Regions from separate parts of the Homo sapiens genome. Here all the other regions are linked to region 2. The links are chromatin contacts, found by Hi-C or POLR2A ChIA-PET in ENCODE. All regions are on one chromosome and are shown on one strand. Each heading gives the region's core, a stretch centred on a gene start or an enhancer-like site at or near the end of the contact. The rest is flanking DNA. Distances are from core to core; before and after follow the strand shown.

Region 1 (2,700 bases), core at 90-2,589, 110 kb after region 2:
TGCTCGCTGCGTGGGCAGGAGGAGGAGGGAGAGGAGCGACCCGCCGGGGAGCTACCACGATCCCGCACTGGGACTCCGGACGCCAGGCCCAATCCTCGAGGGCCGAGGGCCGCGGGCCGCAGGGCCCTGTCCTGCAAACACCGCCGCTGTAGATAAAACGTACCCAAATAAAGACTCAGGCCGCGGGGCTTCCTATTTATCCAGATGTGGAGAAGGGGGCATTTGTCGTATTCTTTTTGGAAGAAACACACATTTTCTCCTTACTTGAAGAGGATCGATTTTATGTAGGCCGCCTGCTGTGTGTGCAATTTGTCGGTCCCCCTTTTGGGGGCGGGTTAAGAGGGACAAGCAGTCTCTCATTTTCGATTCCACTTCTAATGAGCGGCCCGGGGACCGCCGGCTCCGCCCCTCTGCTGGCACTCCAGGTCGGGCCCTAATTTGACGACGTGAAAGGGGCGGGCGTGGGAAGGGATGGAGGGGCACAGACCCTGAGCAAGAGAGACCCTGGAGACGCAAAAGGAGACCCCAAGCGGGAGCAAGTGAGAGAGGCGGGACCGAGACCCACGGAACGCGCGGGAGGGGGCTGCAGACCCGGCGGAGACTCGGAGAATCGCGCGTGAGAACCTCTCCCCCCATCCCCACCCCAACTGCCGAGGGGCGCCAGAGCTGTGGGAGCCTTCGGAGCTCAGGGCCCTGCGCGCTGGGGGCCCGGAGGAGAGGCCAGGCCAGTCACCGCATCCTGCGCCGGGATGTCCCAGCCAACTCTTGGCGCTCGCTGGCCCGCGCGCCCTGGGGTCGCTGCGGCCCCGCCGCAGATTGATCCCGCAATTATTTAAAAGCCGGGGCTGTCTCCTCCCCCTTAGCCAAGGAGGCTGGCGCGCCGTTTCCGGACGAGCGGAGGCGCAGCGACGCGCCGCTGACCACCACAGCCGCCTGCGGACCGCTCTGGGCTCCGGGCTGCGTGTCTGTTCGTCCCGCCCGGCGGCTCCGTCCGTGTGTCCTGTGCGGGGTCCGCCTCCTCGGCCCGGGACCGTTCGCAGCCAATTAGGCGCGCGCGCTAACGAGGGCGGCGGAGCCCCGCGGCCGCCTGCGGGCGCACGTGTGTTCGGCGTGTGGGCGCGTGGGCGCCTCCGGCGGGGCTGCCATAAATGCGCGGACCGGGCGCCGCGGGCGCCTAAGGCGGCGGCGAAGGCAGCACCGGCCAAGCGCAGGGCGCGGCGCCGAGAGCGAGCGGAGCAGCGGCCGCCTGCGCGGGGTCGTGTGGAGGTGCGGGGGCCGCCAGGGATGGGAGCCCAGTAGGTGGCGGGGCCCGAGCCGCCGGAGCGGCGGGAGGCCGGCATGAGCGCTAGCGGCCCCGAGGCTCCTGGGGACATTCCCGCGCTACCGCCGCCTCCCCAGCCAGGTTCGGGGCCCGCACCGCCCGCTCCCGCCGCCGCTGCCCAGGAAGCTATGGACGGGCGCGCCGAGCTGCCGGCCTTTCCCCGCGCTGGAGCCCCGCCGCTCGCGGCCAGCGACACTGTGCCTGCGGCGCCCGAGGGGGCTGGAGCGGCCCGGCCCGCAGCGCCCCTGCGCCCCACCTCCTTCTCGGTACTGGACATCCTGGACCCCAACAAGTTCAACAGCAGGAGGCGTCGTTGCGTGCTGCTGGGCCCAGTGGCTCCCGCTGCGTGCGCCCCTTGCGCTTCGGCCCCATGCGCCCCTGCACCCGCCGCCTCGGGACGCCCGCCACGCGCGGAGGAGCTGGAGCGCCGCGCCCTCGCCGGCGCCGGGGGAGTCGGAGCCGCCGGAGCTGAGCCGCCGAGTGAGTAGGATGCGCCCGGCACCAGGTCGCAGGGACGGGGGACCGGAGGCTTCTATGCGTTTACGACCCTGGGACACCGTGGCGAGTTGGGTCTGGCCCACGCCGAGGCTCCGTGGAAAGTTCGCTGAGCGCCGGGTCCGCACCAGCCCACCCGTGGCCTCCATCCGACCCGGACTGCAGGGCCTGCATCGCCAGGCTCCTCTGGAGAAGCTTAGCCGGGTCAGGCCCAGGGGCTGCAGGGCTGTGAGGCCGGTCCAGGGTTCGCCTCCGCGCGTCTCCGGCCTAGAAGGGTAGTTGGTGCAGGAGGCGAGGGGCCGCTCGCGGTGGCTGGCCCGTGACCTCCCCGCCCCCACTGTGCCCGCCCGAGGCCTCCCTCCCTCCCTCCTTTCTCCCTCTCTCTCTTTTTTTTTGGACAAATCAGACTAATTGTGACAAAACGCTGGTTATCGCTGGAAAAACAATTAAATCCCTTCGATTACAGTTAAGGGGAAATGTGCTTAGCGGCGGAAAGCGGCCGGTAATGGGGCGGCCCGCGCCCCCGGTCGGGTCGATATCCCATTACGGCGCGTGCATATCTCTTTCAAGCACCTTGCAAACTCCCCCCGAACATCTAAATTATAGGGTCAAAATTCGGATAATTACTCGATTAAAACCTATTACACTTATTAGGGGCCGCTATTGATCGCGAATTGCATTCGACCTGCTCCTGATTGCTTTTTGTGTCCCCTCCTCCTCCCTCCAACTTTCCGGCCCTACTGAAGCACAGGGAGGACAGCGCGGGGCGGACCGGGCTGGGCCGCGGCCACCGGCTCTGCGCCTGGAGGCTGCGGGCCGCACCTGCGCGGGGCCTCTTCCGGGTCGGCCGAGATGGAGGGCGAACAAATCCGGCTGAGTGGAGG
Region 2 (2,700 bases), core at 112-2,611:
ACCACTATCATCACCATCACCATCATTGTCATCACCACCACCATCACCACTACCTTTATCATCACCACCATCACCATCACCATCACCATGACTACCATTACCATCATCACCACCATCACCACCACCATCATGACCACTACCACCACCATCACCTCAGTGTCACCACCATCACCATCATCACCATCACCACTATCACCACCAACCACCACCACCATCACTACCATCACTACCACCATCATTACCAACATCACCTCCATCATCATTGTCACTATCACTATCATCACCACCATAACCGTCATGACCATTACCATATCACCATCATCACCATCACCACCATCACCATCATGACCATCACCATCAACTGCCATCACCATCAACCACCATCACCATCATCACTACCATCACTACCACCATCATTACCAACGTCACCTCCATCATCATTGTCACTATCACCATCATCACCACCATAACCATCATGACCATTACCATATCACCATCATCACCATCACCACCATCACCATCATGACCATCACCATCAGCCATAACCATCATCACCATCACCATCATCATCAACCATCATCATCACCACCAGCATCACCATCATCACCATCACCACCACCATCATCCTCATCACCTCCACCATAGCCATTGCCATAATCATCATCTCCTTTCTTCCTGGTCCACAGCTCTTTTCACATCTGGTCTCTTAATAATCAGAACAGTCATGCAAGAGGAGGAAACTGGGACTCAGAGCTGGAGCAACTTCCTTACGGCCACCCAGCAGACATGGCAAAAACCGAGCTGAGGCCAAGTCTGTCGAACTCCAGCTGCTCCAAGGCTCAGGACAGGCGTGTGCTGGCCCATGTTCCCTGGAGGGCTCTTTAGTCCAAGATGGAAGAGTATGGCCACCCAGCTGGGACCAGCAAAGAGAGGTAGGAAGGGTGGGGTGATGAGGGAAGAGCTTCCTCCCAGCCTCACCCTTGAGCCTCAAGGACTGCTTTCCAGAGACCCGGCTCAGGCAGCCCTCACTCCCCAGACCCCCTCCATGTTCTGGTCCTATAAAGAAGGCCGGGCTCAGGCAGCCCTCACTCCTCAGTCCCCCTCGCTGTTCTGGTCCTATAAAGAAGGCCGGAAGCCCGGGCCCTGCCGGGGTCAGCAGGGGTGCCTGTGTGGGCAGCCTGGGGTGTGGGGAGCCAGACCATTTGTGAGTGTCCAGGCTGAACATGACGTTCAGTGTCCAGAGAGGCTGCAGGCGACGGCGCCATGATGGGAGAAGAGGCTGGCGGGCAGGGACTTGGAGGGCGGGGACCTCCAGGCGGGCTGCGGCAGCGGGAAGGGGCCCCAGCGGCTCCGGCGCCGCGCACGGGAGGGGAGGGCCCGCCGCCAGGTGGCGCCTCGCCCTGCTCCACCGATGTGGCCGCGGCTCCCAGCTCCCGGCGGCCCGGCCCCGCCGCCTCCCCACGGCCGCACCTTGCACCGGCACCGCGGATGGGCCCAGTTTCTACGGCAGCGGCGGTCGGCAGTCGGGCTGGGGCTGCCAGCGCGGGCCGCACCCTAGGGCGCACCCCGCTCATGCGCTCCACAGCGCCGCGTGCCCTGCGGCCGTGCTGGGACCCTCCTGGGGCGGTGCTGGGACCCTCCTGGGCGGTGCTGGGACCCTCCTGGGCGGTGCTGGGACCCTCCTGGGCGGTGCTGGGCGGGTCGGGGGGAGGGGGTGCGGGGGCCGGGCTGGGGCCGTGCTGGGCTATGCTGGGGCCGTCCTGGAGCTGTCCTGGGGCCCTGCTGGGCGGCGTTGGGCTGTCCTGGGCTATGCAGGGGACGTCCTGGGGCGGTGCAGGAGCCGTGCTGGGGCCGGGGCTGGACCCGTGCTGGGCTGTCCAAGGCTCGGGGACTGCCCGCACTGGCGCTGCCCCAGGGACCTGGTCCCTGACCCCTGGCTTCCCCGCTGAAGCCCGCCTGGCAGGCCTGTCGCCCCCACGGACATCGGCCCGGACCTGTGGCGCGCTCGGTCCCCATCAGGCCTGACAGTGTGGCCCTTTACCCAGGGCCGCTAATTGATAACACTTAATTAATCTGCCCAGGAGAGAGATCAAATGGGGCTGGGTCCCGGCGGCCGTGTATTGACCCGGTTATTTCAATTAACCGCGGGGCCAGGGACTGCTCTGCTGAGCCCACCCCAGCTGCCCCCGGCCCGATCCCCGATCTGTCTGCGGCCCAGGCCCCACCCCGGCGCCCCGCTCGGGGTCCATGGCCGGCAGCTCCAGGACCGCAAGGCTGCGCCTAAAGGAGCTGCTGCTTGCAATTAACTGCTTTATTTAGGGCATTTTTTTTTTCTTCAAACAGCAATTAGATTTCTGTAGGCTTTGGAGAAAGCAAATGACCAGCAGCAAGACACCTTATAAATCAGGCCCTGAGGGTGGGCGAAGCCCCACTTTGGCAGGTGGCTGGCTGCCCTGCAGGGGCGTGGATGGGAGGGCTGCGCCCAGAACTCCCTCGGGGCCTGTGTGGGCTGGAGCCACGGTCTCTGCCCTGGAAAGGAGAGTTTCGGGAGGCCTTGGGTGCTGGCACCCTATTAAATTGCAAAGCACCCACCCTCCCCTGTCCCGCTACCCTGCCCTTCCTCCCTCATTCCCTCTCACCTCCCCCATCCACCCCCCACCCTTCCTCTCCTCCCTCTCTCCTTCGCCTTCCCTCTCCTCC
Region 3 (2,700 bases), core at 58-2,557, 66 kb before region 2:
TGGGCGGGAGGCGGGGCCCTGAGTTGGGGGCAGGGCCTGGGCAGGAGGCAGGGCCTAGGCGGGAGGTGGGGCCCGAGGTAGGAGGCGGGGCCTAGGGCGGGAGGTGGGGCCCGGCTCCCTGAGTGGAGGCGGGGTCCGGGCGGGAGGCGGGTGGGGTCTGGGGCTCCGTGCACCCCGCGCCGGGGATGCTTTCTCCCTAGCTTGTTGCGCCGTCCGGTTCTGCCCCAGCCTTAGATCTCAGCTCTGAGCTGCCCTCACATCCCTGCAGATCTTTTCTGGCCACACTGGTGGCCCGCGGGGTATGGCTGCTTCCGTCTCGCGGCGTTGGCCTCCCTGACTGGCCGCCGGTGTAGGGCGCCGTGGGCGGGGTCCCTGGGGCGAGGCTGCCTGGCCTCCGCGGTTGGTTCGGCGGCCGCGGGGCTGCAGCTCCCGGCTCGCACTCCATCATCGACGGATGACAGCGGGAACGGTGGGAGTTCATTACAGGGACCATGAATTGTTGGAGGTAATTTAGATTACAATTTAAAGTTTAATTTAAAAATCTATCAACAAATGTGAAAGTACTGGAGGAACATTTTAAAATGCACTTTAATCTCACCAGCACAAATAGCTTCTCGGGGCTCTAAACATCATCACCTGGAAAAACAGTAAAACTTTACTGCATCTTTAATTAAATTACAAACACAAAGGATAATTAACTTTTTTATTTTTATTTTATTCCTGCCATTGTTTCTCCTTCGAGTCAATATCTTCCGGCTGCAGGAGCGGCTGTTAGGAGGAAGTTTACGGCGAGGCCTGATGGGTGGATGCCCCGGGGCGGATGCTCGGCCCCTGCGCCCTCCCTGCGGGCCCCGCAGCGCTGGGGCCGCGCCCCTTCGTATCCCCACAGCGCGGACACTCCTGGCCAGCCCGTGGCGGGAGGCGCCCTGGGGACACGCGTGGCCGTGGCTCGCGGGTGTCGCGTGTGCTCACCTCGGACCTGGGCGTTCTGAGTCGTAACTCACTCACGCCTCGCAGCGGCGCTGGGAGGCAGCCCCACCCCCTTTTACAGGCGGGGAAACGGGGGCTCAGAGAGGTCGGGCCATCCGCCCTGGTCACACAGAGGCTGCGTCACCGGCTGACTCGAGCCTGGCCCCACCCGTGCGCGTTGCACTTCTGGGTGCTGGGCTGCGGCCCAAGCCTCCTCCCCAGGACGCGGGGCTGGGACAAGGGGGCGAGTGCGGAGGGCGGGGGGGTGGCGCAGGCGCCCACGCAGGGGCTTGACATGCCGGTCCCCATGGGGTAGTAGACCGTGGGGGCCCGAGGGCGGCCGGGGTAGGGAGGGGCCTCCCACGAGGGCCGTGGGCGCAGCGGCAGGGCCCAGCCGAGGCCACCAGGGGGCGCCCAGCAGGCGCGGGCGGGGCCGGGGGCCGGGGCTCTGGCTGGGACCCTCGGGCGGGGATGGCGGCTAGGGGCGGGGGCGCGCCAGGGCAGGGAGGGCAGGGGGGGCAGGGGCCTGACGGGAGCCCCTGGAGGCGCAGCCGCCTCCGGGCTGGTCGGATTCGGGAGCGCTCGGGAGGGGCGTCCAGCAGCGCTGGGAAGGGGACCTCGATTCCGGCCTGGAGGGCGGGCGGTGCAATGGGGGGAGCGCCCCGGCTCTGCGCCTGCGGGGGTGGGGGGCCTAGGGGTGTCGCAGCCGGGCCGCGCCCTTTCCCGCCTGCTCTGCCTCGAGAGGCGACCCCTCTCCTCCCCCTCTTCTCTCCCCTCCCCCTCTTCTCTCCCCTCCCCCTCTTCTCTCCCCTCCCCCTCTTCTCTCCCCTCCCCCTCTTCTCTCCCCTCCCCCTCTTCTCTCCCCTCCCCCTCTTCTCTCCCCTCCCCCTCTTCTCTCCTCTCCCCCTCTTCTCTCCCCTCCTCCGCCCCTTCCCTGCCCTGCCCTCCCCTCCCTTCCCTGGTGACGGTGGGAGCTTTGGTTCGCTGCTTGCCTCCTCCGAGCCTCGTTGTCTGCAGAGGGCGGTTCGGGGTAGGGGGGTCGCGACCTCGTAGGTGGGCGTGGAGGGCAGGGCGCTTCCCATGGGGACCTGCAGAGTCTAGTGGGTCTGTCGCGCTCACGACAAATCTTCTGCCCCCAGCAAGGCCCGTGTGATGCCCTCTCCCCGTAACTGAGGGTCCCCTCACCTCCTACCCCCACACGTTCCTGCAGAGCTTCCAGGCCACACCGGCTCTCACGCCAACGCTCGCGCCCTTCTACACACCGGGTGCGGGCACTAGCGCACGCACCGCTGTCCCCAAGGCTGGTCGGCCCCTCCTGCCTGGCACGCCCGCCCCTGGCACTTGCACGCAGACGGGGTGCAGGCCACCCGGGGTGTTCAGTTTTAGTGCAGTGGCTGCTTAATTATTGGTTAATCTAGCAATTTAGCATGCTTCATTTAATTCTAATTAGGAGAATTAATAGGCAGGGAATAGCGATTTCAATAGACTGGCACAAAACAAAACCTAGCCTGGACATCGTGCCGGTCTGGGGGCCGTGTCCAGGCTTGGGGGGGGCCTGGGGGTGTTGACAGCCAGGACTGCAGACCTTCCCAGGCGCCTGAAGGTCGTGGCAGGGGAAGGCGCTCAGGGCAGGCAGGAATCGCAGGCAGGAATCGTGCTGTGGCTGCTCACCCCGGCCTGCAAGGGCAGCCAGGTCAAGGGCATGGGGAGAACCCCCAGAGCATCCCCGGG

The links. A loop is a pair of places that touch in the nucleus more often than their neighbours do. ChIA-PET counts read pairs that join two places held with the same protein, here RNA polymerase II (POLR2A). Pooled maps may share reads with other maps.
Region 1: a loop to region 2 is called in a pooled map, with 4 times the contacts of the local background. The contact joins the promoter of NKX1-1 here to the enhancer-like site in region 2. A Hi-C loop is called at or near these places in 4 of 50 pooled maps. POLR2A ChIA-PET finds 5 or more read pairs at or near these places in 2 of 52 experiments (activated T-cell and endothelial cell of umbilical vein).
Region 3: a pooled map shows a loop between it and region 2 (2.7-fold over the local background). The contact joins two enhancer-like sites. A Hi-C loop is called at or near these places in 7 of 50 pooled maps. POLR2A ChIA-PET finds 5 or more read pairs at or near these places in 2 of 52 experiments (A549 and WTC11).

What each region holds. Positions count from the first base shown.
Region 1 is chr4:1,405,081-1,407,780 of GRCh38, reverse strand. NKX1-1 (NK1 homeobox 1) reads left to right here and starts at 1,339. Exons shown (of 2, transcript NM_001290079.1): 1 at 1,339-1,801. The coding sequence starts at 1,339. RefSeq lists an enhancer at 1,388-1,978.
Region 2 is chr4:1,512,037-1,514,736 of GRCh38, reverse strand. No RefSeq gene overlaps it. Among named protein-coding and RNA genes, the nearest start is that of NKX1-1, 110 kb to the right of the region's middle. RefSeq lists an enhancer at 2,032-2,682. Within about 2 kb of position 1,361, at least 3 of the 41 ENCODE cell types and tissues checked have a DNase peak (open chromatin) inside an H3K27ac peak, as active enhancers do.
Region 3 is chr4:1,577,963-1,580,662 of GRCh38, reverse strand. It overlaps a transcript of FAM53A not described here. Among named protein-coding and RNA genes, the nearest start is that of FAM53A, 100 kb to the left of the region's middle. RefSeq lists silencers at 1-84, 265-324, 1,122-1,401 and enhancers at 1,783-2,655, 2,656-2,700. Within about 2 kb of position 1,307, at least 31 of the 41 ENCODE cell types and tissues checked have a DNase peak (open chromatin) inside an H3K27ac peak, as active enhancers do.